Regions from separate parts of the Homo sapiens genome. Here region 1 is linked to region 2. Evidence: read pairs that join two places in POLR2A ChIA-PET (ENCODE). Cell type or tissue: MCF 10A. All regions are shown on one strand. Each heading gives the region's core, and the rest is flanking DNA. Links, peaks and the distances in the headings are about the cores only.

The links. Peaks named below come from ENCODE experiments on the same cell type or tissue, not always from the same donor. Only the 100,000 strongest peaks of a DNase experiment are listed, where the experiment ranks them.
Region 1: POLR2A ChIA-PET joins it to region 2 with 6 read pairs; 3 of 35 experiments call an interaction of 5 or more read pairs at or near these places.

Annotation. Positions count from the first base shown.
Region 1 is chr16:4,933,729-4,938,052 of GRCh38, reverse strand. PPL (periplakin) reads left to right here and starts at 905. Exons shown (of 22, transcript NM_002705.5): 1 at 905-1,069. The coding sequence starts at 1,008. RefSeq lists a silencer at 563-962. In MCF 10A, for the core only: a CTCF peak has its summit at 1,675; DNase peaks (open chromatin) are centred at 1,632, 1,752 and 2,582.
Region 2 is chr16:5,096,495-5,100,818 of GRCh38, reverse strand. It overlaps EEF2KMT (eukaryotic elongation factor 2 lysine methyltransferase), which reads left to right and starts at 3,024. Exons shown (of 8, transcript NM_201400.4): 1 at 3,024-3,175. The coding sequence starts at 3,080. RefSeq lists silencers at 2,034-2,573, 2,884-3,013, 3,184-3,343 and an enhancer at 2,780-3,405. In MCF 10A, for the core only: no CTCF peak of the experiment used is centred there; a DNase peak (open chromatin) is centred at 2,648.

The DNA.
Region 1 (4,324 bases), core at 1,236-3,735, 160 kb after region 2:
TAAAAATTAGCCAGGTGTGGTGGTGTGTGCCATCCGGGCTTCAGGTCAGATTAGGTTTCTGTCTAAGGGCAGCCTCCTCCACTGGCACACAGTCTGGGCCAGGACATGCTGGCAGAATTGTGCAACGTCGTTGTTCTGAGCCGCAATCGAGCAGCTTTTATGACCAGCTATGAAGCGCTCTTCTAGTGCCAGGGCCTGGAGTTATTGAAGTTTCAAAGGAGTTTTTGTCCACCCGAGATGGCAAGCGGAGAGCAGATTCAGGCCAGGGCACTGCGCTCAGCGCTTTGCGTGCATTACCTGCAGGGACATCCCCACAGGCCTTTCGGATGGGGTGGTGGTTATCACCGTTTGACAAAGAAGTAAACTGTGGCTGGGAGCAGTAAAACACCTTGCCCAGGAGTGTCAGCCAACCTGGGGGTGGCAGGGCTTGAACTCAGGCCGGCGCCCTCGGCAGTTCAGCCCCCTTCCCTCAATTGCCACCATCTGAGTGCAATTCGCTAGCTACTAGGGCACATGAATCCGTGCGGGTCTCTGCCGCACCTGTCTTGCGGGGCCCAGCTGGGTGTCCGCCAAAGCACCAGGAGCGCCGAGTTCCGCGGTAGCGCAGAACCAGGTGAAGGCCTCGGCCAGAGGCGCGCCGGGCCCGAGGAGGGTGGGGCTGCGAGCGCTCGCCCCGGCGGCCTTTGCGCCCCAGTGCCTGCCCGGCCTCCGGAGTCCCCCGGCTGGGGGTGGGCGGCGTCCGGCCAAGACCCAGTGTCCCCACCCCCGCGTCCAAGCCCCGCCCGCGCGGTGGCCCCTCCTCGGGAAGGTAAGCACCACCTTCTCGGGGAGCGGCCCGCAGAGCCAGTGGCCGGCGGGCGCCCCGCCCCCAGCGAGTAGGGACCCGGAGCCACTGCCGCGCCGCAGTCCGGGCTCCCCGCGCCGCCGCTCGCTCACCTGCGCTCCCGCCCGCCCCTCGGTGCGCGCCCGGCCCGCCAGCCGCCGCCGCCCGCACCCCGAGCGCCACCATGAACTCGCTCTTCAGGAAGAGAAACAAAGGCAAATACAGCCCCACTGTGCAGACCCGGAGGTGAGGAGGCGCCCACAGCTCCGCTCCGGGACGCTCTTGCCCCTGTGGGCGCACAGGACCTGGAAGACCTCCCGGGCAGTGTAGGAATGGGGGGTACGGGGGTCCAGGAACCGGGAACTGAACCCGGAGTGCGGGACTCTCGGGAACGCGGGACCGAGGCCACCCTGAAGCTGGGAAGCGCCGCCAGGTGGGAAGGGACTGGCTGGGGTCCCCGAGGGGGAGCATAACACAGGGGACTCCGGGAGCCCAGGGAGCATTGCCTTGAGGGCCTAGGGCACGGGCAGCTGAGCTGGGGGTACAGGGCACCCCCGTGTCCCAGGGTCGCTCTTGCGCAGAGGGTCGCACAGGACCGGGAATAGTCACCTGGATGAGGGGGCGGAGTTTTTGGAGGACCGGGCACTCAAGGCGGGGTCGCTGCGGGCGACCCAGGAAGCTCCGTCCAGGGGGCGCCCTGAGGCAGGGAAACTGAGCTGGCGTCGGGGGGCGCTCTCCAGCGCCTCTGAGACCGCGCAAGTGTTCCTGGCGTCGGGGAGGCGAGGGATGGGTGTCCGGAGGGGGCGGGCCACCCGCCGCTGCACTTCCCGGCACCTGCCACCCTGCGCGCCAGAGCCGCGCCCGGAGGCCCTGGGGGGTGTGGGGTCGGGTCGAGGGGCACAGGGGGAGGCACCCCCTTACCTCCCCACCCTCTGGGTTCTGAGCGGAGGTTGGGCGGCTTCGGGGCCTCCTCTTCGAAGCTCGGTTTCGCAGGGGTGTGGCTCCCTGCCCCCACCCCAGCCCCGAAACTGGCGGCGTCTCTGAGCCGCGGGTTCCCAGGGCGGCCTGGGAGGGGAATGGCATGTCTTGATGTGTTTGCAGGGAGAAGCAGCCCACGTCCCTTTTGATAAGCCTAATGTGTTCACTTAATAACCGGTTTAGGGGAGCCTGGTGGAGATGCTGAGATTGACGGAGGGGGTGGGAATCCAGCCCCTGCCTTATATCCCCACTTCGGAAAATAGAGTGGGGGCTCTGGGCTAGCAAGGACCATTTTGCCAGCTTCTCGGACAAGAGGCTTCAGGCAGGTGAGGGGCCCGCACATTACATGGCTCTCCTGTCTGGGAGTTCTGCCCCCAAGCTGCTCTCACTGGGAGCCCCCACTGTGCCCTCAAGCAGCTCCTCACTTCTTCCCTAGGCAAGGAGAGGCCTCTGGGCCCAGGGCTCCCACTCAACCCCTGCAGTCCGGCCTAGGCCGACCAGTCGGACAGGTGCAGGCGGCGGGGCCCTAGCACGCTGGAGTGCGACACTCCATTCCGGGGCCTTCCAGCCCTTTCAGAAACCCCCCTGCCCTGTGATCCCACCCACCCGTATCTCCGTTTGGGCTCTTTCAAGCTCAGAGGCATTACCCGCCTTTAGAGATTTCCCCACCCCTCCCCTATCTTTCACAACCCCAGAGACTGGGCAGGGCCTGCACACCCCTCCTCCATGGCTGCGTCCAGCTGGCACTCAGACCCAACCAGAGGCCCGTCCAGTCCCTGCACTGTTCCCTGGGGCATTGCACAATTGGATGCTCCGTGCCAGCCGTGGAGAACCGTTCTGTCCTCTCCACCCCAGAGACTAGACCCATCCAGTCCTTCACACATGCAGACACCCACATACCAGTGGTGGGGCCAGGCCTCGCCCCGCCCTCTGCCTCCTCCCAGCCTCCCTCCTTCGTGCAGCTCTCCATCCTGAAGGCCCCAGCTTGGACCTAACAAAAGGTTCTAATGAACCCAGACAAGCTGGGAGGGGTGCGGGCTTTCCCAGAAGCATGAGGATGAAAGGCATCCCATCCTTTATAGCTGCAGGGACTGGGAGGGTCTGGGGTGGCAAAGATTTGGGGTCCTGCCACTCTCTGTATATCTGGCCCAAGGCAGCCACGGTCTGTCCTAGGCTGATAGCCATTGGTCCCAGATCTCCATTTAGACGTCTCTTTCTCCAGGAAGCCCTCCTGATTCTCTCCCCAGCCTGGGGTGCAAGACCATTCCTTTGAGCCTTGCCACCCCAGCACAGAATGAGCACAGCCACAGCCCTGAGCAGATGTCAGATGCCTCCCCGGGTGGTCTCCAAGCCCAGTGCATCCCTCTGCCCCCTCCCCTTAGTGGGGACTAGTTCGCAGACTGGATTGTGGGGTGGGGGTAGCCCTGTACCCCATCCTCTCAAACGCATCTCTTGAACATTGCCTGATGCCCAGCCAGCCCCATAGCAAGTGTCTTGGTGGGGGGGTGGAGGGGACAGACTTGCGGCTCTAGGCTGTGGTCGCTGGTCACAGGGAGTGGATCCCCAAGTTATTCCTTCACTCTGAGTTTTCCAGGGGCCCGCTCCATTGTCTGGGGGAGGACAAAATTGCTGGTGAGATTCAGCATGGGGGGCAGTAGGAGCTCCAGCACTGAGAGCAGAATGCCTCACTGTTGATCCTGGCATCTCCACCCTGGAGCCTCTCGAAGCCTTGTTTTCCCTTTCTGCACAGCACGGGTGGTAATACTGAGTGTCTCATGCATAGGGCTGCTGGGAGGAGCAGTGCTGTAGCACACAGGAGGTGCCCGGATGAGGGTAGCAGCCCTTTCCGAGCCCAGGGGACCCAGGAGCCCCAAGTGGTGACTTTCATACCCAAGGTAGTCAGGCCTTTGGACTACAAAGTGTGGATTAGTGAACGGAACACCCCACCGAGAAAGCCACCCCTTCCAGTTTGTCTGCCTTTTAGCAGCTGAAGCTGGGGAGGGCCGGGACAGGGTGTGAACCCCGTTGCTCCCGTTGCCCGGGTTCCTAATGACAGGTGTGGGAGTTGATGTTCACACCTGAGCTAATGACAGAGTCAGGCCAGATGGTGCAGGTGACCGAGGACAGCCTCCAGCCTAGTAGAGAGGCCCTGGAGGAGACCCGCTGCCACCCTCCTGGCTGTGCGACCTCAGAGGAGCTGCTTGGCTTCTCTGAGCCTGTTTTCTCACCTGTGGGATGGGAATAAGCACGGTGCCTGCCTGGCGATGTTGGCTCAGGATTAAATGAAATAATGCAGGGGAAAGGTTGTGAATGATAAGCGGCCGCAGGTAATAGCATCTGTGACGATTACAGTTATTAAGCAAATGCGGGCAAGCTAGCTGTGGTGTACCCAGGGTTAAACTTGATATCATGGTGGACAGGCTGTGCACTGCACAATTCCATAGGCACTGTTGCTGGGTTTTAGCACGTGGTCGTGGAGGAGACGTGGACAACCTCCCTGCACTTGAGTCGCTGGCAGTCACA
Region 2 (4,324 bases), core at 1,191-3,690:
AGATGGATCATGAGGTCAAGAGATTGAGACCATCCTGACCAACATGGTGAAACCCCGTCTCTACTAAAAATACAAAAATTAGCCGGGCATGGGGACGCGTGCCTGTAGTCCCAGCTACTCCGGAGGCTAAGGCAGGAGAATCGCTTGAGCCCGGGAGGCAGAATTTGCAGAAGCCGAGATCGTGCCGCTGCACTCCAGCCTGGCGACAGAGGGAGACTCTAGACTCTCTGAAACAAAAAAAATCCCTTCAGTGCCTTGATCCTTCCAGATTCAGATCCAAGAGAGATGACATTTGTCCCTCATCTGAACCCGCACACCAAGATAAAGATTTCTTCTGGCCAGGCGCGGTGGTTCACGCCTGTAATCCCAGCACTTTGGGAGACAGAGGCGGGCGGATCACCTGCGGTCAGGAATTTGAGACCAGCCTGGCCAACGTGTTAAAACCCTGTCTCCACTAAAAATACAAAAATGGCCCGGCATGGTGGCTCACGCCTGTAATCCCAGCTACTCGGGAGGCTGAAGCAGGAGAATCGGTTGAACCCGGGAGGTAGAGGTTGCAGTGAGCCGAGATTGCGCCATTGCACTCCAGCCTGGGCAACAAGAGAACGAAACTCCGTCTCAAAAAAAAAAAAAAGAAAAAAAGATTTCTTCTGTGCTCATGGCTCAGCTCTGTGGTCTGCTAGGGTCCTTCCTCAATCTGCTTGCAATCTATGGAATCAGGAAAGACTGAACCAACCTAGATTTATTAATATTTTAGTATAACATAATACAGTGTTACTTATTACAGCATTGACCGTATATGCCCTTTTGCTCCTTGGAGGAAAGGCAATTAATAGCTATTATGTGAGTTAATAAAATAAGCCCAGGATTTATGAGTGTAACTAACTTGTTACCATTGGTTTTCCTTGTCTCCTGCAGGCAGAGAGCTGATCAAAACAGCAAAAGCAAAGCAGTGCCCCTGGCCCAGTTCTGAAGCCAACCTTCCTTAAGCACCCAGACCCATCCCTGGTTAGGACTTGCTGTGGATTATCAGGTGACTCTATCTCAGGATACAGGGACTGAGAGGGTGTATGCAATATCTCAGACCCAGAAACTGTTGATTCTGTCTAAAAACACAGCAATAACCACATCCCACCCTCTTGATTTAAATGAAAGTGTTTGGGGGAATAAAAGATGAACCTTTTTTTTTTTCTTTGTCAGATCTTGAGCTCATTTGGTTCTGGTGGGGAACAACAGCTATGCGAGAACAAGTGTATTCTATTAGAATTAATTCCCCTCTTATTCTCATAGCTGAGCAGGGCTCAAGAGCCTCTCATCTGAAAGAGGTAATAAGATTTAATCTGTCTCCTCATCTACCTTCTGCAAGTATACTTTACAAATTAGCTCTCGGGACTCTTCCAAATGGAGTTTTATGAGGGATTTGCTAAGGTAAACGTTTTAGACTTTGAACACAGTTCAGATTTCAGGGGCAGTACTGAAATCTGAACTGTGTTGCTAACTGCCCTGCCTTTCAACTCAAGACACAATAACTTTGAACTAAATTAATTATATTTTTGTTGTTTTCCACTCTGTCCCCACGTCTATATCACCACCACCCCCAATCCCACCCCGCAGGAGCTAACTCCTCCTTCCTGTCCCTGCAAGATCAAAACTCCTCCTGCAAGCCCCGCTAGCTCTGTCTGCTCGCCTTCGTGGCAGATATCGCTATTGTACTTTTATACTCATTTGTGTGATAAATACTTCAATGTCCACTTCTTCCACGAGCCCCTGAGCCCCTGGAGGGCCTGGACCACACCTAGTTTTTCTCACCGTTACATCTCCCTTGTCAGGTACCTGGTAGGCGCTTAATAAGTATTTGGTGAACGAATGGCTTGTTTGGTGACAGTCCAAAGGCTGGGGGACAGAGGGAAAGCTCCCTCCTTTCGGACCCCAGACGGGTGGCGCTGATGGAGAGGAGGCTTGGATAAGGCCTCCAGGACCGAAGCGCGCACCCGTAGGGCCCCTGCCAAAAAGACCTTCCTGAAGGCGGAGGAACTGCGAGAGTGCCTACGTTGGCCCAAGGCCTGACCCGACGATCCCAGGGACCCTCGCCCTAACCGGCCCCGCCTCCCGGTCCCCAAACCCGGACTCGGCCCCGCCCTAAGCTCCGGATCCTGGGGCCCGCCCCTGGCCCCGCGTCGGCAGACCGTGGCCTCGCTGCTGGGCCTGCCTCAAACCCTCCACAGGTAACGCCTCCCGAACTTGAGCCACATTCCGATCCCCTCCTCAAACCCCTCCCCGTTTCCCACGCCCTGGACCCCTCGCTCCGTCTCGGCCCCGCCCCAAGCCCAGCTAGGTCTCGGCCCCTGAGCCCAGCCCCGACCGGCCTCCCAGTCCCTGGGTCCCTCCCGACACCGGCCCCTCCCTAAGCTCCGCCTCCCAGGGCCCGCCTCCTGAGCGCAGCCCGCAGCCCGGACTCGGCCCCGCCTCCCGGACCCTGGGCCCCTCCCCACGTCGGCCCGTCCTAAGCTCCGCCTCCCAGAGTCCGAGCACCGCCTGGCCATGTGCTACGACATAGTCAACGCCCCGCCCCGGCCCCGCCTCCTGAGCTCTTCTCTGGGTCTGGCCTTAGCGCCGCCCTAAGACCTGTCTCCTGGGCTCTGCTCCGAGTCTCGCCTCCTGAACCCAATGGCGTTTATCCCTGCCCTAATGCCCGCCTCCAGGACTCTTATCCTGCCCCCACGCAAGGCCCCGCCTCCAGGACGCCACCAACCTGGACGCTTCTGAAGCCCAGCTTCCAGGATCGCCCTATCCTGGCCCCGCCCCAGGACCCGCCAACCTGGACTCTACCCAGGACCTGCCCCCTACCCAGGACCTGCCCCAACGACGCTTATCCTGGCCCCACCCCAGGCCCCGCCCTCATAACAATCATCCTGGCCCCGCCCTAGAGTCCGCCCCCACGACGTTCCTCCTGACCCCCGGGGGACCCCCGGGCCCCGCCCCCTCTCTGCCCCCGCTCACTGCCCTGGGCCCGCCCCCTCTTCAGTCCAGGCCGGGCTTCCGCCCGGTCTGCCGGCAACGCTGCGGCCCCGCCCACGTCATGGCGCCCGAGGAGAACGCGGGGACCGAACTCTTGCTGCAGAGTTTCGAGCGCCGCTTCCTGGCGGCACGCACACTGCGCTCCTTCCCCTGGCAGGTGGGCGGCGGGGCGAGCGGAGAGGCCCGCGGGGCTCGCGGGAGTCCAGGGGCAGACGGGACGGGTCTCCGTGCTGAAGCCCCTGGCGCTCCCGCCACGTGAGTTCCTGGGCTCCCGCCGGTCAGGGCCGCGCGACCCGGTCCCCGTCCCTGGGGCCTGGCCAGAGTCGCTCGCACCCCTCCTGCCCCGCGAGCTGGCGGGGGAAGCTGGGGGCGTCTCCACAGCCTTGGGGGGCAGACGCGCGCTCGGTGTGGGGTACAGTTCACGATCATTTTCACGACTTTTTAAAGGCAGTAATCGTTCTGGTCACTGGGACACAGCTGCCCTCGCCCATTCTAAAAAGTCAGCGCCGTCAGGACCGCAGGTAACCACGTCCTCCTGAGCGCGGTGACCGGGTCACAGGCTGTCCCTCGTGCCTCAGTATTCTCATCTGTATGTTGAGCACTGCACAGAATCGGCTCATGCTCTGAGGCTGTCACGCCTGTGATGGAAGAGACAGAGAAGGGGGTGGCCTCTCCTCGCCCTGGGGACCTGCCATTCTCAGCACAGGCCCATGGCAGGCAGCAGCCTCCCTTCTGCCAGCAGAGGGGCTTAATGCACCCGGCCTCATTTGTAATTCATGTGCGGTGAGCTCACTGGGATGAGTGAGTTTGGATATATATTCCTCCCTGGGTCTGCCCCATTTTATGGGGTGTTGCTTAATCATTTGCGTTATTCCATTGACATAAAATATTTGCACTCAGAGATCATTTCTGGTCAAGAGAAATTCGTGCATTTTTAACCCAAAATAGAAACCTTCATAAAAGCATCATAGGTCTCCATTCAGTATTGACTGTAATTGTTCACATGCCCACGCTGAATGCTAACTTGGGCTCACCCTCAACACCCACGAGGTGGGTACTATTATTACCACTCACATTTGACCAGAGGGATTGTTTGATTAGGGTGCAGTAGTTGAGAGTTCAGACCCAGGAGACAGCCTGTCTGCTTCGAATCCTGGCCCAGCCCCTGGCCCTGTGTGACCTTGGGCAAGTGACTGCATCTCTCTGTGCTGTTTTCTTATTAATAAAATGGGGGATATAATGATACCTACCTCTTAGGGTTGTTGTCAGGGTTGAGTACAAAAGCCTGTGGATCAGTGCCTGGCTC